3 separate regions of the Mus musculus genome follow, and all the other regions are linked to region 1. A link is a loop called in an ENCODE intact Hi-C map of the cell type or tissue named here. Cell type or tissue: heart. All regions are shown on one strand.

The links. Peaks named below come from ENCODE experiments on the same cell type or tissue, not always from the same donor. Only the 100,000 strongest peaks of a DNase experiment are listed, where the experiment ranks them.
Region 2: a loop joins it to region 1, with 2.6 times the contacts of the local background. A loop is called at or near these places in 18 of 42 quality-filtered maps.
Region 3: it touches region 1 in a loop (6-fold over the local background); 18 of 42 quality-filtered maps call a loop at or near these places.

The regions. Positions count from the first base shown.
Region 1 is chr6:115,843,916-115,851,915 of GRCm38, forward strand. It overlaps Mbd4 (methyl-CpG binding domain protein 4), which reads right to left. Exons shown (of 8, transcript NM_010774.2): 2 at 6,703-6,924; 3 at 4,991-5,817; 4 at 1,628-1,702; 5 at 1,399-1,533; 6 at 655-804; 7 at 148-251. Among named protein-coding and RNA genes, the nearest start is that of Mbd4, 5.4 kb to the right of the region's middle. In heart, a CTCF peak has its summit at 3,240 (motif pointing right); a DNase peak (open chromatin) is centred at 3,296.
Region 2 is chr6:115,990,251-115,998,250 of GRCm38, forward strand. Plxnd1 (plexin D1) reads right to left here and starts at 4,755. Exons shown (of 36, transcript NM_026376.3): 1 at 3,239-4,755. The coding sequence starts at 4,555. In heart, CTCF peaks have their summits at 6,468 and 7,768 (motif pointing left); DNase peaks (open chromatin) are centred at 1,781, 1,951, 4,801, 6,191 and 6 weaker places; H3K4me3 peaks cover 6,189 bases; H3K27ac peaks cover 7,750 bases; H3K27me3 peaks cover 2,038 bases.
Region 3 is chr6:116,004,111-116,012,110 of GRCm38, forward strand. No RefSeq gene overlaps it. Among named protein-coding and RNA genes, the nearest start is that of Plxnd1, 13 kb to the left of the region's middle. In heart, CTCF peaks have their summits at 253, 3,898 (motif pointing left) and 6,616 (motif pointing right); DNase peaks (open chromatin) are centred at 151, 1,851, 1,961, 2,821 and 4 weaker places; H3K4me3 peaks cover 528 bases; H3K27ac peaks cover 4,491 bases.

The DNA of each region.
Region 1 (8,000 bases):
TAGCCTCACGCCCCTGCTGCTCTTTGAACAGAGGGCAAATCTGGTTGGGACTACAACAGGACTTCTTTCTCATAGATCCAGGCACACTGGTGGACTTATATGCTGAATATGTTGGCTTATGTTGGATATGGCCAGTGGTGGGCTTACCTGCTTCCATTCATTGACACAAAAGATCCGGTAGGAGTCGTTGCCATATTTACCAATGCCATGAAGCTCAATCGGATACCTCCACTGCTTTGTCAGATATTCATCTGAGGGATACACATCCAACACATGGTCAGCCTTGAGAAAGTCACCTTCCTTATACCTGTAATGGGGCAAGATGACCCCTCCCTCTGAAGCAGTGCTGATTGTAGCCTCGATCACCTTGCCCTTATCACCTACCTCTTCCTCATCACTCCTGTGTGCTTTGCGAAATATAAATAGACAGAGGAAATGCTTCTCTTCTATGTACAGGGCTACTCAGTGTTGGGCAAAGATTTATGGTTTGGGTCAGTAGGAGTCTGTGGTGTGGGGCAAGCGGCCTGTTTTAAATGTCTTTGGTGCTTGAGCTAAATGACCTCAATTAATATAGCATCCCAGGGCATTAAAGTTTAAGGTGTGGCTGCCTTCAATAGGCACAGTTTGCTCCTTCCACTGGGCTGGGGACCATACCTGAGAACTTGATAATGGTTTTTGCACGGAGATCGTAGAGACCAAGAGGCTTGAGAAGCTCCGACACGTCCCTCCAGTCGGCAGCTCGGGCCACTTCAGCTGAAGGGTACTTCTCTAGAAACTCCCACAGCACAGGGATGGCCATCTTGCCTGGGGAGCATAAACAATGGCAGACACATGTCTTGGGAAAGGCCAACTTCTTATTTAGGTAGTTTTGCATCTATAAACTTCAGGCCGTGGCATTTCTGTTACTGTGTTTGTGGTGCTGGGAATGAAATTAGGGTATTTTGCATGATGGCAAGGACTCCACCACTGAGCTATATCCCTAGCCTTGCTTATTGTCAAGTCACTACCCAAACCAGCAGCCATTTACAGAACCAAATACCAACACTGTTAATCTACTTGGTTATTAGTACAAATTATACAGAAACTGGCTAGTTTTCAAATAATCAGCTCACTAGATAACCACTATAAACATCCAATGAACACAGGGAAGTTCCAAGCAGGATAGAGGAAGAAATATTAACTGCTCCTTCACTGATAACCAAAGCTAACCTGTTAGTAGGAAATCAATGACCACCTGGCCCTCAGTATTAAAAAGAATGTTGGCTGTTATCCAGTCTAATGTTTGCATAAGTAAAGAGTTCTGACATCACAAACTCAAAATGTACCTTGACCTTAGACTTCTTAACCAGTTTAGGTATCTCCCTTCTAACCAGGACAAGATGACAATGACCCACAAACCTGAGGTCCGATTGAGAAATATAGTCGCGATGAGGAGCTTCCATGGGTCATGGAAAAGTATTTCTTGAACAAGATTAAAAGGTGACCGAGGAGGGGTCCATTTCTTGAAGGATTTGCGTCTTGGGGGGCTAAGAGCTACAAAAATATAGGGTTGTCAAAGTTGTTCTCATAAAAGACTTGGAATGTCCCCCTTGCCCCCCCCCCATTCTGCTTAGGGAAAGGTGGGTACCTTCTTTGTTGTACTTGCTGGAAAAATACAGGCTTGTTTTCCTTTTTTCTACTTGTGTCCGTGGGATGCTGTCTTCTGAGAAGCAAAATTAGTTTATAGTCTACACCTTAGGGAATGCTGAGGATAGCCTAGGCTACATAAATTACCCTAAGTCCACTAATATATCAGTTAGGCATTATTTTATCTCCACTTTATTCATAAGGAAACTGAGGCACAGAGAAGCTAAATGAGTCCCAGGTCATACAGCTCGTGTGAGCGCTACAGTGGGAATGCAGGCAGACCAGCTCAAGATCAGGCCTTACATGGCCAGCTCACAGTATAGAAAACTGCAAGTCTGAATATTCTAGTATATTTGTACAATGTGGTCATTAAAATGTCGAGACTCTATCATGAATATTTTCTACTGTTATTTACTTCAAATAGGAAAAAAGAGGCAAGATTCTACATATGATCTCAATTTTATAAACATGAATTTGTAAGTGTACGTATGCACACACATAAAGAGACACTAAGAATAGAATCACGATGGTACAGTGGTTGTTAGAAGTGGTAATTTTTCTTTTCTTCTGTAATTTCCCCCCACACTTGAAAGGTTCTTCAGTTGTATTAACCAAAAAGGAGGCACACAGGAGAAGCTGAGGAGGAGCCGTGAGCCAGCCTGGGCTACCCAATAAGCTTCTGGAGAGACTGCTCAGCACTCAGAGTACTTGCTGCTCTTCCAGAGGGCCTATGTTCAGTTCTCAACACCAATGCCGAGTGGCTCACAACTGCCTGTAACTCCAGCTCTCGGGAATCTAATACCCTTTTCTGCCTTCTGTGGACACCCACACCCACCCAGTCACCCACATATACAAAATAAAAATCTTAACCAAGATATTATCAAACCTCTCAAGTTTCGATCTCTCAAGTTGAAATGGTCATAATACTCCCTTTAGCTACACCCTGTGAGTATCAGTTAATATCTTACTTACATTTGTATTTTATAAAACCATCTTTTAGCTGGGCAGTGGTGGCACATTCCTTTAATCCCTGGGAGGCAGAAACAGATGGATCTCTGAGTTTGAGGCCAGCCTGGTCTACAGAGTGAGATCCAGGACAGTCAGGGCTACACAGAGAAACCTTGTCTTGAAAACAAAAAACAAAACAAACAAAAAAACCCTCAAACCATCTTTTTTCACTTCTTATTTTTACCTCACAATTATTTTGTTATTGTTTTGAGACAATGCCTCGGGTAGTCCAGGCTCTCCTCAAACTTACCATGTAGCTGAGGATGGCCTTCAACTCACCATCTTTCTATACCTAACTCCCAAATGTTGGGACTATAGACATGTAACACCATACTCGGCTACCTTATAATAAAATTGTTTAATTTTTTTTTTTTTTTAATTTTTTTTAAGATTTATTTATTTATTCTATGTAAGTACACTGTAGCTGTCTTCAGACACTCCAGAAGAGGGCGCTAGATCTCGTTACGGATGGTTGTGAGCCACCATGTGGTTGCTGGGATTTGAACTCTGGACCTTTGGAAGAGCAGTCGGGTGCTCTTACCTGCTGAGCCATCTCACCAGCCCCCAAATTGTTTAATTTTAATTTATGCATTGTTACATGTGATACCTGTGGGGGCCAGCAGAGGGCATTAGATCCCTTGGAGCTGGAGTTACAGGCAGTTCTGAGCCACCTGACATGGGTGTGGGGAACTGAATTTCGGTTTTCTGGAAGAGCAGGAAGTGCTCTGAACTGCTGAGCCATCTCTCTAGCTGCCTTTTGTCTTGATATGAAAACCAGAACTAATTTGGGGTATTCCTTAAGTTTTCAGAAACTAAAGCTTAAAGGCGTTGCCAGAAAATGATACCAGAGTTGACTAAACACTGCAAGAATTATCCAGGTCTCCACATAATGATGTCAGTGGCTTTTGCTATTCTAGTCTGGGAAGGGAAAGTCCAGAAGAAAGCATGAAACAGAACAAAGGAAAATGATTTTATGGGTACTTGATGTTTTCCATGGCTTCCCACACTAACTAACCAGCCTCCTTTATTACCTGTTGGTTTGATACTTTCTAGCCAAGCAATGTTCATTCTAGTGGGCACCTAGTACCCAACAGCACCTCCCCTACACTGAGAACCAGAATTCAGAATAGGACAAGCTGGATACTTCCAAATTGGCCAGAGAAGAAGCTTTTAATATTTAACCTACCCATTATAATTGCAGTATATCTATACAATCCAATGCTTTAAGAAGCTCAAAGGACATACATTGAGGAATTCTTATCCATTTCCTAGGTATATGTGGCCATCTGTTAAAGACGCATCAATCCCAGGCACAGAGGAGACACACAATTATGGATGGGACTGGAGACAGAACTCAAGCGTTACCCTTGTTCCACCAATCTGTGCAGGCTGTGTTCCCAAAGGAATCTAAGTAAAATTAAAATTACTATTCTTCTTTAAGAGTTATTCATTATGCCGTAACAGTATAATGAATAACCCAGGGCTGCTCAGATCTTTTTATCTATTATTCACTGAGGCATTGTATAGACAAGTCTGCCAAGCCCAGGACTCTTGTGTGAAGAGCACAGTACAAATAATACATGAACTAAGCGATTATACTTTTGAATTATTGAAAGCTCCAAGGCCTTTTAGAGAAGCATCAGGCTGCAACAGAAGAAAAAGAATGTAATACAGATGAAATTAAATTGGGAGTCACACAGCAGCAGCACCGGAGGGGCAGGAAGGTGCCGACTATTCTTGGTCAGTTTATAAAAGGAGTCTTATCTACATTCTTCTCAGAAAAATCTCCCTTACGGTCTTAGAATTGCTGCCAAAAGAGAAGATAGCAAGTGTGGAAAGCCCCACCTCTTAGCTGCTGTCCAGGGAGAGGTGGTAGCAGCCATCACACACCAGTCTTCCAATGCTGAGCATCCTGGCTGTAGCCAGCTGATTACCTCTCTGCCATAATTAAGGGCCTGATGACCAAGCTCAAAGATCAGTTACAGGATGGAGATGTAACTCAGTTGATAGAGTGCTTAGCTGCCACGCATTAAGCCCTGGGTTCTGTGCCCAGCACCACATAAACTTGCATAGTGGCACATGCCTTTAATTTCAGCACCCAGGAAGCAGAGTCAGAAGGATACAATTTCGAAAGTCTCTCCAGCTATACAGTGAGACCCAGGCTGGCTGGGATACATGAAACCCTGTTCTCAAAAATCACTTAGGGCAGATATTGGGATCAACTGGGAGAATATATCTGACGCTTGACTCTTCTTCACTATACTCTCTATCTCAACCCCATCCCGGCACGAAATACAAGATCCGCGAGGGTAGACAGTTCACCACACAGCTAACAGAATTTTCATGCACTGAGTACCTTGAAATGTCTCAGAAGTAAAGTGTTTCTTGGCTTGTGAGCAGCTGGGCATTTCAGAGCCATCCTGTAAAACACCAGTATGCAAATGTGCCTCCCCCTTTCTGTCTCCCTTCGATCTGATTTCCTCTGATTCTAAAAAAGTCTGCTCACGATTTGCTTCACCTGCTGCTTCAGTTGAATGGAATTTGTTTGTGGTGCCAGAAGTTACTTGTATGAAACAAAGATCCAGTCCTGGGCTTGGTGATTTTTCTTCCCCAGCCAGGCCAACAGTCTCCCTTGCACAGGCATCTGCAGGGCAGAGGGTTCTGTTGAGTTGACTTTCCTGTGGCACCAGCTCGCGATCAGCACCCACCTTCTGAACCACAGATGCTCTTTTTCTGTTTCTTTGAGTAGACTCTAAGAGACTCTTCCTGCACTTTTGTTTGGTTTTCTGACTTGCAGTTCCTTTCAAAACAGTCACCTTTCTTTTGGACTTTCTCCTCTTCTCAGAGTCAACATCCTGAATGTCCCTATGTTCTCTCAATAGCAAGCAAGCCGAGTTAGAGTTAGACAGTCCGCTGCTTTCTGGCGACTCTGAAGTACCACTGGGCAGAGGCAACACATCTGTTTTCCACTTGCTTCGTGTCTTGAGGTTCTGCTTTGAAACGTCAGTTTCATTTGGCTGCAGGGAAGTCAGAGCTGCCAAACTTTGGTGTTTATAACCGGGATTGATGCTCCCTTTCGGCAGTACAGTAAAATCAAAATCTTCAGGCTTAAGAAAAGTCTCCCCATTTTTGAGAAGATAATTAGCAAGTGAACGTTTTGATCTGAACTTCAATCCTTGTGGGCTTAAAAGGAAAAAAAAAAAAAAAGAGTGACTTTTTAAAAAGAACTGGACCACATTTCAGAATTCCAATTAATAGTTTTAAAATGTCACCAAAGATGTTTGGCATTTTAAAGCAACAAAAAGTAATAAATGGCTTTTCAATAGATTCTTCTATGATAGTATAAAATCAGCATACAAATGTAGCTTAAATCCAAATGTCTCATTACCATTGAGAACAGGATCAGCACTGTGTATATGTGACTGTCCCCAAATCACTTGATACAACCAGTGACACTGAAGGAACAGTAATGATCTTATAATACATTATTTATTTATTTATTTATTTATTTTTAATTATTTAATTATTTATTTATTTTGAGACAGGGTTTCTCTGTGTAGCCCTGGCTGTCCTGGAACTCACTCTGTAAACCAGGCTGGCCTCGAACTCAGAAATCTGCCTGCCTCTGCCTCCCAAGTGCTGGGATTAAAGGCATGCGCCACCACTGCCCAGCTACATTTTTTAAAATGTATGTGTGTGGTATATGCATGTGTATATGAGTGTTCTCATGTGTACCTGTGCATGTGGAAGCTTCAAGTTAAAAATCAGGTGTCCTTGTTCACTTTGCTTGAGACAATGTTTTTCACTGAGCCCAGAAGTCACAAAATCCAGCTAGTCTAGCTGCCAGCTTCCCCTGGGGATCCCATCTCAGGCTCCTGAGAGCCAGGGCCACAGGCAGCTGCTGTGCCCACTCAGCTCTGCAGATGGACTCTGGGGGTCTGAACAATGACAAATGCTTTATTCCCTGAGTCATTCCCTTAGCCTATCAACCGCAGATTCTTGCTATCCTTTCCCATTACGGACAAAAATCACTTGGCGGTATTGTTATTTTCCTTCCTAAATGCTTACCTGATAAAGTATACATCAAATTTTCCTGCAGTTTTCCCAGATAACCTTTGCTTCACAACTCTTTCCCATCCACACGGGACAGGCTTGTGGCCTTCTGTCGCTGTAGTACTAGACAGAGTAGAAGCAGTGGGCTCTTGGAGAAGGGAGCTGCGCTCACTGCTTATCACCAGGTCCTTTCCATCTTCTCCCACTCCTCCCAGTCCAACAGCAATATCTTCCTTGCTGGAAAAACAAAACCCAAGTGATGAACTTAAAATTGCTTTTACCCTGCTTCCTCAGTTTCTGCCCACAGCAGTATGAGACTGTATAAAATACAAATTAAAGTCAGTGAGCTAGTCTTGTGCCATGAGGATTGTCCAGCTCTAACAACTTCTTGTCCTTCAACATGAGTGTCCTCCTCCACCTTGATTTTCAAACAGGGTTTCTCTGTGTAGTCTTGGCTGTCCTGGAACTCACTCCATAGACCAGGTTGGCCTCCAACTCACAGAAATTTGCTTGCTTCTGCCTCCCAGATGTTGGGAAGAAAGGCATATACCATCACTGCCTAGCTCAACATGGGTTTTTAAATGTTAGGACTCTCCACACAGTATACCTGCTAAACTTTTTCTTAATTCACACTATAGGGATTCAATAAAGGATTCTGATAACAGTTGTTGGAAGTCTGAGATATGAGCCAGTAACTGAACTTTTCATCTGAGATCAGACAAACTGCTCAAATGAATCACCCCCTCTTTCCTGCAAACATGTAAGGGGAACACTTCACATATGTGTGCATTTTTGAGAACCAACAACTACCACTTTTGTAAAATAGCATGGCCCTCCAAAAGCTACATAATTTCTGGTAAGAACTTCCAGCTCTCTTTCAGTCTTGATTCTCATCACTTTGTGAGGTTAAAATGTACTCTCATTGGGTGGTGAAGAGATGGCTTAGCTGTTAAGAACACGAGCTACTCTTGCAGAGGTCCTGAGTTCTATTCCCAGCAACCACACGATGGCTCACAATCTTCTAACTGTAATCACATGGGACCTGATGCTCTCTTCTGGTATGCAAGACAAAGCACCCACACCCACACCCCATGTATATAAAACATATATATAACATAAATAAATAAATCTCTAAGAATTATTTTACTCTTATTGACAAATTGTGTGATAACAAAATCAAATCACCTGCAGAGTGGACCCCGAAACCTAGGCCCACCTAATACTTCTCCCATACTGTTATGGGGGGGGGATAGTTCCCACAAAACCTCCAGTGCAGTGGATCTCTTCCCCCTTTAAAGAATTTATTTATTCTT
Region 2 (8,000 bases), 150 kb after region 1:
TGTGCCACCCACTGTACGCCTGCTTTAAAAACTGCCTGGGTTTTTTTTTTTCCCCTGCCATTACTATAAAAAGACACCATGGGAAAAAAAAATAAGCAGACCTGGCATTTGCTGTGCTGTCCTGCAACTTAAGTACACACACACACACACACACACACACACACACACACACATACATCATGGTCATTTACAGGCAAAAGATTCAGAGAAAGGAATCGCATCCAGCCAGCTCTACCTTGTCATTCCCTGCCTCAGTTTCTCTACCAACAGCATATAACGGTCCAACATACTTTCCCTCTGAACACGCTGCGGTGTGAGGAAGGAAACCCCACCTAATCCCACCTCTTTTCCTTCCACCTGCTGCTGGACACGCCACAGTGGAGGCACATAGGTCCAGCCCATTGCCCTGTGGTGACAGCACAGGGGTGCAGAGCCAACGCACGGCAGACGTCAGAGGATATCTTACCCTGAGCATCTTGACTGCTGTTCCTTATGGGCCCCTCCTCCTTGCCAGCCACCGTGGGCTTTCTAGATCACATAATTGCCAGCCCCTGTGCTTGGCAGTGGACAGTGTGTGGCAGTGCCCACCCTGACCCTAGGTGCTCCGAAGAGGACTCTGTTTGAGACAGGATGTAGTTCAGTTGGTGCCACACTTCTCTAGCATTCACCTAGAGCCTGGGTTTAATACTCAAGGACACACACACTGAGTTTGGTGGCACATGTCCTTAACCCCACCACTCAGTGAGCCTAAAACTGACCCGTGCTACATGAGACCCAGTCCATCCTTAGGTCTCTGTATTGTCCGGGAGGCCAGAAACCAGGGAGTCGCATGAGGGTCCCCGGAAAGCAGAGGTCTCATGACATTAGGGGTTTGGTAAAATGTTCAGGGGACCCACAGGAGGCTGCGAGTGCAAGTGGTGGGGGTCTTATAGCTGCAAAGCAGGCCTGATGAGGACATGTTTCCAGGACAGCCTAGAGCCCAGCTAAGAGCTAACTGCATCCCCAGGGGTGAGAACAGCTCAACCAACCAATGACTGCTGTGCGCTGGGCACTGAGCATTTGCCTTTGTGGTTACCTTGCTCATTTGGTCCTCTGTGGGAAGACTGTGTTTGTGGTCCTAATGCCTCTGTGGGAAGGCGACTGTGCATTACCCTAGCTTTAGGGAACTTCAGAAGATTCTGTTGCCCCGTCAAGGCCACTTAGCCAGGCACCAAGAGAGGGACTTCAAGCCCGTGTAGGGGAGCCAGCAGCAGCTTGGAAAGGACAGCAAGCACCGTGGCCTGCTGCAGGTCCTCCTGCCAGGGGGCCCTAGCCTGTGTCCACAGCTGGGCATTGGGGAGAACACAGCAGACGAACCTAGAAGAGCGCTAGCAGAGAGACTGTGTGGCTTTGGAGTGAGGGGCAGGCCTTAACTACACTGCCCTGGGGCTAATTTCCCTGTAGAGGCCCTGCCCCCATAGGGAGGACGACAATCCAGCTGCCTTCAGCTGGGTGAGTCACTGTGCCGGCCCAGGGGGGCACCAAGGACCGTGGGAATCAGGACACATCTAACTGGAGGGGGAGGGGAGAAGCGGCCTGAGGAATCCCACAGAACCCTTCATCAGCCAGGGGCCCACGAAGGGCTGCCTCCCTTGCCCACAGAGCTTCCCTCTTCCTACTCTCTCAGCCTTCAGATGCAGCCAAGGCACAGCCATGGCAAGGCTCCGGAGAGAAGAACAGTGGCTGTCCTCACCCCAGAACTGCACAGGGCCTGACCCTGCTGGGTAGCAGCGCCACAAACTTCAGACAGTCCTTCTGCCTCTCACCCGCTATGACCTTTCTTGTGAGGGGTCAGTCGGCAGGGTGGTAGGCGGCTGAGGGAGTCTTTGCCAAGAGAAGGAATCTGTGCTTGCTCAAAGCCCCAGTGTTGGGCACGCCCACGGTATAGTCTTGCTACCCCTGAGGACCACAGAGAGAGAGGGACAAGGCAGGGAGCCTCAGTGAGCCCAGAAGGCTGGGCTTAGCCCTTTGTAAACTCAGTGTCATTTTGGGGTTGAAAGAAAATGAGTTCTGTTGTGAAATTCTTAGAGGGGACTGGCTGTACCCAAGGCCAATTCACTTGGGGATCCCCTAGCCTGGCTCTCTTGCTACTGCCCACCCTGAGGCCCCGCCTCACCCTCAGCCCTATAGTTCTCCACCAAAGATTCACTCCTTTTCCATCTTCCATTTGTCCGGCCAGACTGCCTGGATGCCCCCATTCCACATCTGTAAGGCCGCAAAGCCCCAGCACCATGAACACATGAGGGGGCCAAACAACTTGTGTTCAAGCAAGCCCCACCTCTGCTCCTTTTCAGCTGTTTGTGCATCCCTTAAAACTTACACCCATTTCTTCATCTGTATGTACAAAGGGATGAGAACACACTTGCTGAAGACATTTGACACACCACACACTAGGTCTGTGGTTCTCAACCTTTCTAAGGCTGGGTAAGACCACCACCCCCCAACCATAAAATGAATTCATTGTTACTACTTCATAATTGTAATTTTGCTACCATTATGAATCACAAAGTAAATATCTGATATGCAGGATAATGCAGCCCCTGTGAGAGGGTTGTCTGGCTCCAAAGGGGTCACACACAACCCACATGTTGAGAATGGCTGGCTTAAGTTAAAAACCCACAGCATTTGTGATCACAGGTCTGCCACACCACCTGCTAGCTGCTCATTTGCTATTTGTTGAGGTGGCCTTGAGCACACACCTGTTTGCCAACCAGGTGGCCTCACTAGGGAACCAATCACTTCCCAAATAACAGTGTCCCCTGGCACGGGCTCCCACTGGGAGTTTACATCCCTGCAGGTCTACACTCTTGGGATCTCCGATGGGTGTCCCTGTCACATACTCAGCCCTTCCGACCCACATGCCCTTTATCTTCAGTGCCAGGTGCCACACCCATCACACATCTGCCAGGGTGCAGAGGTATGTCCTAAGGGCACCTGCACTCTCCCTAAACACTCTCCTGGTGTCACTCCCCTCTCTCAGTTCAGCACACACCTGTGGCCCCCACCTGCAGAGCTGATTTGTAGGTGCGCTGTCTTCGGGGAACACCTGGGTACCTTGACAACCTAGACCTCCCCACTTAGGTGTGCGCACCTGTGACCCAGTACGCTCCCGGGCCAGCACCGCTGGCAGTAACCAATCCTCTGGGATATCTGCGTGCATACTGTATCCCCGCACACGCCCCTCAGGTCTATGGCTTACCTGTATGTTGCGCTTGCTCTCGCAGGCCGGCCCGGTGCCCTGCACCACACTGTCCAACACCGCCACCACGTCGGGCGCCGGCTCCACGAAGCAGGCGGTGCGCGCTGCACGAATGGCAGCCTGCACGTCGTCGAAGCGGAAGGCGCAAAGCGCGGCCGGGGCGTTGCGGGCACCTGGGGCGCCCTGGGGCCTCTCGAAGACAGCGAAGAACTGCTCGCGCGCGGGGAAAACCGACACGAGGCGGCTGTAGAGGTCGCCGCGGCCCGCGCCGCCCGCGCACTGCAAGCCCAGTTGGATGTAGGACTCGGTGAGCTTCTTGGCGTCGCCACCCGCGCCGCGGGGCAGGCAGATGCGCGCCAGCAGGCTGCGCGCCTGGCTGTCCTTGTCGCCCGCACGCGCCTCGCTGTTGAGCGCCAGGTACGCGTAGGGCTGCGCGCTGTGCGGTGGCACCGCCGGGTGCAAGAAGGCACGCACGAAGCCCAGCTTGTGCTGCTCCTTGGCGCCCTGCTTGATCTTCAGGATGTTATCGTCCGACGGGTTAAGGTCGAAGGTGAAGAGCTTGGCCAAGTCTCCACGCGCGTCCAGGGAGCGGATAGCGATCTCGGGCGTGTTCTCGAAGCGGTGGTCTTCTAGGCTACGGTTGCGCGGGAAGAAAGCGCTGCCGAAGCCGGTGTACGTGGCGCCCACGAGCAGACGGCTGCCCCCGGTGCCCGAGGTAGGCGGCAGCACCAGTCCCACAGTGGACGCGTTGGGGTGGTTGGCGGCCACGTTGAGCATGCTGGGGAACACGGTGACCGGTTCTGCGGTCGGCGCGGCAGGCGGAAAGCTCACGGCCAGGGCTGAGATGTTGCCCCGGCGCCTCAGCTGGCACAGACCCTGGTAGATGGAGCCGCACGCGACCACCAGACCCTGGCCCGGGTCCAACTGCAGGATTTTGTTGTAGTTGTCCGTGAGGCGCCGCGGGTGCTCGCACGAGGCCTGCGGGAGCTGCGGGGCGTGACACAGCGGGCTGTCCGGCACGGGACCCACGGTCGCCTCGGCTTCCAGGCTCAAGTTGGCACTCGACAGTTGGTACAGGCGGTTCACTGCCGCCAAGTACACGGTGCCCGCCGTGCCGTCCAGGGCGAAGTTGTTGGTGGGCGTGGGCGAGGGGAAACGGCGCTGGATCTCTAGGGCGCCGGCCCGTGCCGCCCCGAGCAGCAGCAGCAGAGGCAGCGGCAGCAGACCAGGGCCCCGCGAGTGAGGGCGCGGACGCAAGGGGACGGCCGCGGCGGCCCGGGCGCTAGGGGGTGCGCCGCCCGCGGCGCGACGAGCCATCCAGGCGAGCGCGGGCTGCGCGGCGCGGCGAGTGCATGGGGCGCGGCGCGGCCGGGAGCCGGGAGCTCGGAGGCGGCGAGAGGCGGGGGGGGGGCCCGGGCCGCGAGGCGCTTCCTGCCCGCGCCTGCCGCCCCCGGCCCCGGCGCCCCGGCCCGACTCTGGCGAGGCGCTCAGCCCGGGGGCGGCTCCGTGGAGACCACGCCCACAGCCCATCTCCCCGCCCCAGCAGCTTGGCCCACGCCCTTTCGCCCCGGGCCACGCCCCCGGCCACGCCTCTGGGCCACGCCCCGCGGTCCGAGGTCACTGGTGGCCGATACCCGGGCAGTCGCAAGTTGCCTGCCTCTTTCCTGGTTCCTGGCCAGCTCCTGGAATGTCTTCCTCTCGCTTGTTTGTTATCCTTCCTCTCTTTCTCCTCGCTCTAGTACCTTCTCTGTTCTGTTTCTGGGCTCCCGTTTGCCTTCCACCGCCTCTCAGAGTTTCGCTCTTTCAATCTCTCGGACTCCCCTACTCCGATCCTGTCAACTCCGCCCCGTGTCTCTCCCGCGTCACTCCCTCTCCCTCATCTGCGTTTCCTTTTTTTTTTTTTTCTTTCTGTTCCCGCTGCTCTCCCTCTCTACTCTTTTCCTCTCCTTGCCCCTAAAGCCCTCCATTTCCCCTCAACCGCCTGCCCCTTCTGGCCACAGTCCCCCTCCCCGCCCCCCCCGCCCCCCCCCCCCCCCGCTCACACCCCCTATGTTCTCCAAGCCTCACTCTAAAGACCAGCCAGACCAGGGACATCAGGCCCCTGGCTAACCTATGGTCTGTTCCCCGAACTGCTCTGTAAAAGGAGTTTGCAAGCAGCAGGCTCCGGGGACAAACTTGACAATCCCACAGCAAAAGTAGGAAACTGTGTTGAGAGGAAGTTCATTCCTCTTGCAAGGGCAGGCTGGGCTGAGCAGAACACCAGACACAGGGCCTTACTTTCTGGATAGAGCCAAACCCCGCAGACCCCCAGGACCTTGCCCTTAGGCCAAGGTTCTGAGAAACCTAAAGTCATTCCACATATGAGCTGGCACTGGGCACCGGACTCCTTTGACCTTCAAAGGAACAGGTAGGCCCTGGGATAAAGGCAAGGAGTCATTTTCCTAAGGTCATAGAAACCCAGGTGATCCTCTCCATAGCATGGGAGTGCCCACATAGGACCACACCAAATGCTAACCTCCTTACAAAGACTCAACCCACTTTCCGTGCATGGAAACTGAGGCCCCAGAAGTAAAGCCCAAAATACACCGCTAAGGGGGAAGGTGGGACACAGACCCATTGTTTGAAGCCACAGTTCCAGCTACAAGTTCTCAGTCAGGGTCTCCTAGCAGCTTGCAGCTGTCACTTGAGGCCTAGTGGCCCTCTCTCAGAGGGTGACCTTGCTCCCACCAGATAGGAAGGAAGGATGGGGAGGGGCTTTCCCTGTGCCTGAAGGGTCAGCAGCAAGGGCTCAGAGCCCAGCCATCCCCATTTCCCTGGCCCCCACCCCAACCTTCCTGTCCCTGTGCCTGCCTGCCGGCTTGCCTGCCATGTTCCAGCCCATTCATGGCCTTGGCTTTGATGGTCAGGAGTGTTCCTTGGCAGGAAATTGGAGACTTATGTCCTGCCTCCACCCCCAACTGAGCACCCAGGGGACTTGCCTCTACCTCTGTTTGGGGAAGGCCCGAGTCATGCTCTCCCTGTGAGCCACAGGCCCTCCACTCCACTGGACAGCCCCAGCACAGATTATAGGCTTGTCTTCCTCTGCCCTCCCTCTCTGTCTCTCTCCCTCTCTCTACCCTCTGTCTTCACACAGTATCTCTGGTCTCATTCTCCATCCTCTCCCCACCCCCTCCTTGCTTCCTTCCTGTCCCTCTCTTGCTTTCTTGCCGCATCCTGCAGCTCCCCCCACTGAGCCTCGAGGATAATGCTTTATGACATCTCGGTTTAGCTGGCCAGATGGATTGTTTTGTGTATTGTGGACAAACTTCCTGCTAAGCTGGTAGATTTCTGCCATCACCCCACCTTCAGCGTTTGGGACCTGAATTCTAGGGTCTGAATATATTCACATAAACTGAAGTAGGAATTATAGTGTGGCCTCCAGCAAGGTGCTTGCCCTCTCTGAGCCTGTTTCCTGTGGACCATATAATAGCACACTACTGCTAGGTTGAGTCATGGCCCCACAGCCCCTGCTAAAGTCGGGAGGAAGGGCAGGAGGAGGCAATAGATCATGGCTCCTGCCTGTTTTATGTCTTGAATCCCATAGTAGTTAATGGGTTATCTGGGGGTAAACACCACCCACAGTTCTGCCACCACTATCTCACAACCTTCTTTGCACCAGAAGACAAAACAGGGGTCACTGAGCCCATTTCACAGACGGAGAAACTGAGGCATCAGCAATAGGACTGGAACTCAGTTTTCTCTCTAAGACCAAGGTTACTCCTGGGTGGGCAGAGATGTGAGGAGGGAGTGGGGAGGGAAGTCCTTGCTGAGATTCTGGGGGTCCTCCCAGGATAAATAAATAAAATTGGGTATCCATTGGGAGACAGGTAGATGGCACCCAGCACACTGACGGAGGTAGTTATACCCACATCCAGCCATTCGGCTGCCAGCGACTGATGACTGGGCCCTTCCCCTCCTGCTCCTGGTTCCTGATTCCATCAAGAAGTCTCTGTCTGGGGCTAACGCGTCTTTAATGACTCTCTAGCATCTAGCATTTGTCACTGTCCCTGCCGAATAGAAAGAGGGTTTCAAGCTCGGTCAGCACCACAAGCTTACACCTTCTAGAATTTACTCAGAACCGTCGTCGTTTAAGTTCCTGCCTGCTTCCAGCTAGGGGAGCTGGTTTCCAGCTTGGCATGTGGTGTTGTCCCTGGTCAACTCCTGTGGGAAGGCCTTGAAAAGTGATCCCTAGGCTCTGGCCATGGCCACTGTCCAGGTGTGCAGATCTGGAATTGGTCGGGACGGGGGGTTGGGGGGGGGTGGAAGCTTTCCCTGGCTGCTGGGGACTCAGGGTGAGTGTGTTCCTCAGGTCAGGGCTTCCTTGCATACAGCCTCCTGCAAATCTCCTCTGGCAATGCAGGGCAGAGGGAGGGAGGGAGGAGGGGAGGGGAGGGGGTGAGAGGCAGAGGGGAGGAAATGTTTTTCTTCTTCAATTGGAAACAATAACACTGGGGGCTCAGGCTGTCTGGGAAGAGGGGCTCAGCCTGGGGACTGGAGAAGGTTCCCCCTGCAGGAAGTACTCCTAACACACAAGTGGAGGGCAGGAAAGTGCTGGAGGAGGCAGAGTAGAGGAAAAACAGGGGAGGGGCCCTGTAGCCACCTGGGGCTCTGCCCTTCCAGTCCTTCCTCACCATGAGCCTGCATGGGGACGGGAAGGGTCAGAGAGGTGGGGACATAAGCCTGAAGCTGCACAGCCTGCTCAGTGTCCCAACTCAGCTCTTAG
Region 3 (8,000 bases), 160 kb after region 1:
GCTATATTAGAACACAGTATAGCGGGTCTGTCTCATGTGGAACTCCCAACAGGGCCTGGCCATCCAGGAGAGCTATTTTTAGCCCCCAGAAGCAGGAAATAAGTCATGGTCAGAGCAGGCCAGTAGCCCGGCACCCAGGTGCAATGGAAGTGCTTTGACGGGAGGTCAGCCGGCCATCCAGAAGGCAGGAAGGAGGCCCTCTCCCCGGCAAAACAGGAGGCCCCGCAGTTCCCAGAAGTGCCACTGGCTCTATCATCTGCCCACACCTGGGGCCCATGGGGACGACAAGGGTGGTTACCAGCCCCTTCCTCCAACCCAATTTACTCTGGCCTGGAATTGCTGCAGGCTGGGTTTATTGCAGCGTGTGTTGCTGGCCCTGGTTTAGAGACCTAAGAGGAGACTGGTCCCTGCAAGCAAGCGACATGGATAAGCATTGCATCCTCCAGGCTCCAGGGGCTACAGCAGAGTGTGGGGCCAGGCAAGAGCTGTTTTAGCTTTAACTCAGTGCCTGTCTGGAAACAGCCAGTCAAAGGCTCCCCTGCCAGGCCTCAGTTTCCCCTTCCCCCTCATGAGCCTTAACTGGCTTGTCTGGGGCCAAGGTCAGAGAGCTGAAGCTGCAACCCGCCCCCCCCCCTATAGTGGACTTCGGAGGCCAAGACCACCTTTTCTTCCTGTACCAGCCTGGGGCACCCTGGGTAGCTCCGGCTGGGTGTAAAGGGAGTTGCTAACTGTCCGCAGCCCAGCTCAGATGGTGGGCAGTGTGCATCAGCTGTGGCAGCCTAGGAATGACTTGGGACACTTTCACTTCCCCACTGGGTCCATGTCACCCACCCCTACTCCTAGAGTCTCAGTTCCCCCTGGCTGTGAGCTGCCACCCTTGTTCCAAAGGAAACCGTGGTCCCAGGCTGGATGTCACGCAAATTCAGCTGTCCCCCAGAGGCCTAGTCCCCAAAGACAGGCATCCTAGACATGGAGTCCTGGACAGTCAGGAGGCCTAGTCCCCAAAGACAGGCATCCTAGACATGGAGTCCTGGACAGTCAGGCATCTCGGCCAGTGCCCCGACACGGTACTGGGATGTTGTGACCTCTCAATGGGGAGTTTAGCAGTTGTGTCTGAGCTTTCTGTTTCCTTCAAATAATATGCATTATTTGTGTTAAAAAAAAAAAAAAAACCTGGCAGGGCTGGCAAGATGGCTCAGAGGATAATACGGTGCTTGTCGCCAAAACTGGTGACCTGAGCTTGATCCCTGGGACCCATATAGTGGAAGGAGAAACCCAACTGCCGCAACTAGTCCTCTGAACGTCATGTGTGTGCTGTGGCAACCATGAACTCCGAAGCCCGGGGCGCTCCACTGGGGCCCCTCTCCATGCTGGGCTTCCCACTGATCCATCTTTAAGCACAGTGCTGGATCTGGTCTCACACGGGGACAGTTAGGTGTCAGTAAGCCAGCCCACGGTGCAAGGTAGTGCAGAGCTTTTGGACAGTGGGAAGATGCTGCCATTTATCTGTAAACTGTTGGGCAGTTTGGGAGGGCTTCCTGGGAGAGGCGGCCGGCTGTCTCAACACATAGGAGCTCCTTCAGGGATTTGTTCAGGGAAGCAGTTAGCAAGTGCCACGCCGAGGGGAGGGAGAAGAGCACAAGTCCCCTCACCCTTCAGCCCCACACTGCCTGGACCGCCCTCCTGCCTTGTCTGTCCTAACCTCCTCCGCAGGCCGGAAGGAAGCTGAGGTGGGAATCTAGCCCCACAGTTCCCAAATGAGGAGAAACTGCTTGCAAGGAAAAAAAAAAATAACATTAATCCCATTGTCTCCGCTCCCAGATCCTGCTTGAAAAACAAAAACAAACTCAAACTGCAGCTGGGATGGTTTTCTCTGGCAAAGGACGAGGCTTGCCTAGGAGGTGGCTCTGTGGCCATGCCAGCTTACCCTGGGTGAGGCGAGTGGGCACCAAGTGTTGCCCCTAGATCCTGGCCAGTCCGTACCCTCATTCCAGGCCTGCCAGGTAGCCTGACTCTAACTACATCCCTGGGTCTCTAGAGAAGGGGTTCAAGCAGGGTCACCCTGTCTAGCACAGTGCTCACTTGGGGGCTGCCACGCCTGTCTTCTAGCCCTTTTCCCTTATTTCCCAGTGTGAGGCATGTTCAAATCTCCTACTCCAGCCATTCCTAATGGAAGACAAAGGAGACCAGAAGGTGCTACAGTGACAGGGGACAGAACAGGAGGCACAACCCAAGGGACATTTGACACCCCCCTCCCCCCACCAGCTCTAGGCACCTCAAGTGGCCTCCAGCTCTTGTTTGGGCTTGGTACCATGTTCCATGGCACCAGTACACACACATGTGAACACACACGCACACACACACACACTGTGAGCTCCTCTGTTCAATCCTCAGCAGGTGCTGGTTCATCTGGACCAGTTCTGGACCTGCCTAGCCATCTGAGGTCACTCCAGGGAGACAGAGGCCTGCCACTATCCAGCAGGCACGAGGGATTGCACTAGGAGAGCCAAAACAAGTGCCAAGTGTACAGGTGGGAAGCCAGTGGACTGGCCACGGAGTCCCAAGGTGCTGTGAGCCTTCTTCCTGCCACACCCAGCAGCCCTGCTTGGTGGCAGAGGGGTTCTGTATCTTCCCACAGAGATCCATGCTCAGAGAAGACCCTGCCGCCCAGGGTTCTGTGCTGGCAGCCCTGGAAGTTGCCCCCTCCTTTCCCTTCCCTCCAAGGCTGACCTCAGCAGCCCCAGCTGGGCTTTTCCCAGAGCCGAGGCAGGAAACACAGGCCCTGAGTGTTTGTTCAGGCCGGGCAGGGCTCCGGGCAGGCGAGGTGGAAATAGCCACAAGATGTTTGTCCAAGTGGGAGTCAGGTTCCCCACAAGGGAGGAAGAAGGAGGGCCGGAGGAACTGGCCGAGTCAGCACACTAGACCTATCCTTGCCTCCCTCACCCGTGGAGGCAGACTGCACACAGTAGGCGCTTGCTGAATGCAGAATGCAAGTTAGCAAGCTGGCATCTCCCTCAGGCAGAGCTTGGGGTTGAGCCTAAGACCCGCAGCGCCACTCCCTCATGTCCAGCTGAGCACGCAGCTCACAGCTCCTGCAAGCAGCCATTTGCGGCCCTAGAGTGGGGTACTCTTTCTTGGGCTCTACCCCCATCCCCTTCCCCCTACCTCTCCCTTTCTCCCTCTCCTAGCCAAAGCCCCTGCCTCTCTCAGACAAAGCAGTGTGTGACTGGCTCAATTGTGACATTGCAATTCAGCGTCTTGGAGAGTGACTGCATCTGGGGACAAGCCATTACAGAGGTGGTTAGGGCTGTGAGAAGGTGGCCTTCTGCATGCCTGGGAGAGGGCTTGGAAAGAAAACTGGGGCACCTTGACCTTGGGCTTCATTCAGTTCTGCCTCTAGAACTGAAGAAACAACGCATTACTGCTGGAGAGCCACCCAGGCAGCCATGACAAGACACACACACACACACACACACACACACACACACACACACACACATCCGCAGGTCACTCCCCCCCACCCCACCCCCCGGCCCCCGCACATCCCCCTGGCATCTCTGCCTTAAGCTCCTCTGACACCATCCCTTTGCTCTCCGCTCTGGCAGCACACCTGCCCCTCCTCCAGCCCCCACCCAGGACCCATTACCCTATCACTCTGCTCTACTTACTCCAGACCTCCCCAGGCTGCTGCCTGGCTCTGGACTCTGCTCAAACGTCCCCTTTAAAGAGGCCCTCCTTGACCAAAGTGTCGCTGGGGTTTTTTTCCTACTGGATGGTGCCCCTAGGCCTGGCACACAGTAGGTGCAGCCAAGATTTGCCTCCCATCCACAGGGCGGAATCCCCAGGTGTCAGCGGTAGAACTGGGCTAGAATTCTAGTTTAGCCAGGAGGCCCCCTGCTGGCCAGGCTTGTCCAACACACCTAGTGGTTCGCTGCTATTCTCCTGCCTCTCTCCTAGGAATTCTTCAAAAGACCCCCTGTCTAGGAGGGAGGCTGGAAACAAAGCAGGCAGGGGCAGGCCAGACCAGGCCTCCTGGGCTGATGGAAACTCATATCCTTGCATCATGAGCTGGCCTGAGAATTCCCTCCTGGCTGGCAAGGAGCACGCAGGAAATCAGTGGGCTTCTAGGAGGGAGAGCCTCTGGGTTTGTGAGAAGTCGGGACTCTGGCAAGCCTGGCCTGGTACACACCCGTTATCCTAGCACTTAGGTGAGGGCGAGAAAGCATCGGGCGGCCAGGGTCATCCTTGAATACACAGCAGGTTCAGGACAGCCACAGGACAACCTGTTGCCTGACTCAAACCAAATCAAAGTGTGGTGTGGCAGAGCTGGTACGGTGGCTCAGCAGTTAACATCTACACTCCAGCTGAACAGGACCAGAGTTCAGATCCCAGCACCCACAGCAGGTGGCTCACAATCACCTATCACTCCAGCTCCAGGGAAATCCAAGGCATTTTTCTGGCTTCTGCAGGCACCTGAAAGCATAGGGTGTACACACAGAGACACATAAGGGGGCAGTTCGTGGGGGAGTCACCTCTAGGTTCTAGCAAACCTGTGTCAAACATGGTGGGACCTCTGTTTGCTGCTAGGTGAGTGATGTGGTCTACCATTGTGGATCTGTCTCTCTTTCTCTCTCTCTCTCTCTCTCTTTTGGATTTACTTTTTTTTTTTTAAGATTTATTTATTTATATGTAAGTACACTGTAGCTGTCTTCAGACACTCCAGAAGAGGGTGCCAGATCTTGTTACAGATGGTTGTGAGCCACCATGTGGTTGCTGGGATTTGAACTCCGGACCTTCGGAAGAGCAGTCAGTGCTCTTACCCACTGAGCCATCTCACCAGCCCCTTGGATTTACTTTTATGTATGTGCTTTGTCTTCATGTATGTACATGCATCACATGAATGCCCGGTGCCCAAGGAGACCAGAAGGGAGTATTGAATGGGAACTAGAGTTACTGGGAGTTGATCTGAACCCAGGTCCTCGGAGGAGCAGTAAGGGCTCTCAATGTTTGGACCGCAGCTGCAGGCTTCCGTCTCAAAAAGTTTAGCAGTTTCTTTTTATAACAGTGGACCAGGCAGGAGAGATGACTCAGAAGGTAAAGTCTCGCTACACAAGTGTGGACATGGAGTTCAAAACCCAGGGCTGATAGAAAAGGCCCTAATCTGGGAGTGGTAGCACAGGTCTGTGAGGCCAGTGACGGGGAAGGACAGGCAGAGGTGGTGTGTCCTGGGAGTTCATGGCTAGCTAGCCTAGTTACATGGTGAAAGTTCCAAGCCAGTGCAAGACCGTCTCAAAGAAAAGGCGCCTGGGGAAGGGTTTTCCTCTGATCGCCACAAACATAGAGGCTCACATTCACACACGTGCTCATTCAGATTTAGACAACTCGGCAACCTTAAAGCTATGTGTGGGAATGGCCTGGAAATCCAGGTCAGCCCGAATGTCACAGGGTAACTGAGAAATGAGCCGGTGAGCAGACAGACAAAGGAAGCGAGCCACACAATGGGAGGAAAAGGAAGCGACTGCTCATCGGCAGGGCGGCAGGGACACCTTTCAAGCCAGGCACACCGTGGCCACGCCTTTCCAGCCCTCTTGGTGACTCATGCCCAGGGAGTCAGGCAACGAGGCAAGTGGCTGGTCAGAAGGCCTGCAACCACTGTTCTTGAATTCCAGGACTGTCCCAACCCACTGTCCCTGCTGAGCTAGGCCCTAGGGTGGACATTTTTTTTTTTTTTAAGATTTATTTATTGATTATATGTAAGTACACTGTAGCTGTCTTCAGACTCTCCAGAAGAGGGAGTCAGATCTTGTTACGGATGGTTGTGAGCCACCATGTGGTTGCTGGGATTTGAACTCCTGACCTTCGGAAGAGCAGTCGGGTGCTCTTACCCACTGAGCCATCTCACCAGCCCCCTAGGGTGGACTTAAGAGGTGCAGACCAACCAGACCATTGAGCCAACTGGTAAAGACAGCCTTGAGGTCTGCTGACTGGGGCTAGAGTCCTGGGCCTAACCCTAGTTTCCCTGTGTGAGGGAGGGAGGGAGGGAGGGAGGGAGGGGGCCTCCTGGTCCTGGGCAGCAGTGTTTGTAGCCACAGTGCTTCTTCTCTAGTTGGGGTGACTGAGGGAGCCGCTGCTCCCAGCCAGCAGGCAGGACACCAAGACTCTTGTGCTCTCCTGATTTTACTCACGTGAAGCCTCGTGTGTGTGTGTGTGTGTGTGTGTGTGTGTGTGTGTGTGGTCTATGTTTGGCTCTGTGTCAGGCATTTGGGACACAGGTGAATCACTGAGATAGTTTTTCCACTATGGTGGGAAGAGGTGGATAGAAACAGGTCAGTGGTCATAAAGATGTTTTGAGATGGGGGTCGCAGGCAGCCCAGGCTGGCCTTGAACTTCCAATGTAGCCAAAGGTGACCCGTGACCCTGATCTTCCCGTCTCTACCTCCCAAGTGCTGGGATTACAGGTATGTTCATTAAACGTTCAGTTGCAGAAATGGGAGAGTGTGCCTAGCAGGGCCCACAGGATCAAGGAACCCTGTAGGAGTGGGTTGTCGTGAACATGCTAAAGATAGTGTGGATGGTGGATCCTTGGGAGTGTCTCAGAGGGTGCAATCCCAAACATAGCCACAAGGTGGCGACGGAGACCAGGTTTGCCTTTTGTTTTTAATAATTTTCGAGAGTGATTCCTATAACTCCAGGATCTCCTTACATCAGACCCATCATATTCTAACGTTCTGCCACTCCCACTCACCAACAACATGCAAGCCTCCCCCAGTTGACACAGGCAAGTAGCATGGGTGATCTGTAGCAGATGGCTTGACAACACTTCTATCAGACTTACCAAATCCTACTCTAAAACCAGGAGTCCCCATCGCGTGTCTCATAGTGGTTTTGCCCCAGTTGGGAGGTTCTGAGACTGTCATTTAGATGTTACCTTTTTTGTTGTTGTCTTTTTTTTTTTCCAGGTTTAATTCAACTTATTAAATTTTCTTGGGCTGATTCAAACTTTAGTATTGCACATATGAATTTTAAGGGGTGGGTCTGGGGATTTAGCTCAGGGGTAGGGCAATGACTTAGCATCAACCAAGACCCTGGAGACAGCTACTCTCATTTTGGGATTTTGGAAAGGAGCCTTTGTCCATGAAAGAAAGACCTGGTGTTCTCCCTTCACATTGGATTCTCTGCATACCTACAATCCCAGAACTTGGGAGGCCGAGGCAGGAGGACCACTATGAGTGTGGCAGAGTGAAACCATACCTCAAAATTTACAGGTAAGTCAATATGGGTTTTGAAGCCCTAGAACTGTTTGTGCACGTGTGCATATGTGCATGTGTGTGTGCATGCAGGGTGTGCATGTATGAGTGGGGTATGTGTGTAGAGCCCAGGGTGTAAGGCTCTCTCTCTCTCTCTCTCTCTCTCTCTCTCTCTCTCTCTCTCTCTCTCTCTCTGTGTATAGAAGCTCAGTGCAGGCTTCTGGCTTGCTGTAGCCAAAGCCTCTCTGTACCCGTCCGTGCCCAGGGAGTCAGGCTGCTGGGCCAAGAGGCTTTGTGACCATTCTCACAGTTGAGTCTCTTTTTAATCGCTCTCCACTTTTTTTTTTTAAAGACATAGTTTCCTGAACCTGGAGCTCCATGGCTGGGCTGACTGACCATGGCTGACTGACCAGGGAGTGCCATGGAGCTCCCGTGTCTACCTCAGCATCCCTGGAATTACAGGGGGCAAAGATACAGAGTCCAGCTTTAAGTGGGTCCACCGAACCATCTCCCCAGTCTGATAACAAATCCTGGTTCCTTACCTGGCCTGATGGAACAGCAGAAATGCAAGAGTCTGAGCGTCAAACTGCCAACCACGCCCTCGGGCCTCCCATGTCATGGGAGGCAGGCAGGCAGAGCAGAACTCTTACTTGGCAGAGCAGCTTGGCTGCATCCTCAGAAGTAGACCAAGCAGGATTTGATAAGCAGTGGGCTTTTAAGTTCTACTCTTGAATGAGCACCTATTGTGTGCTG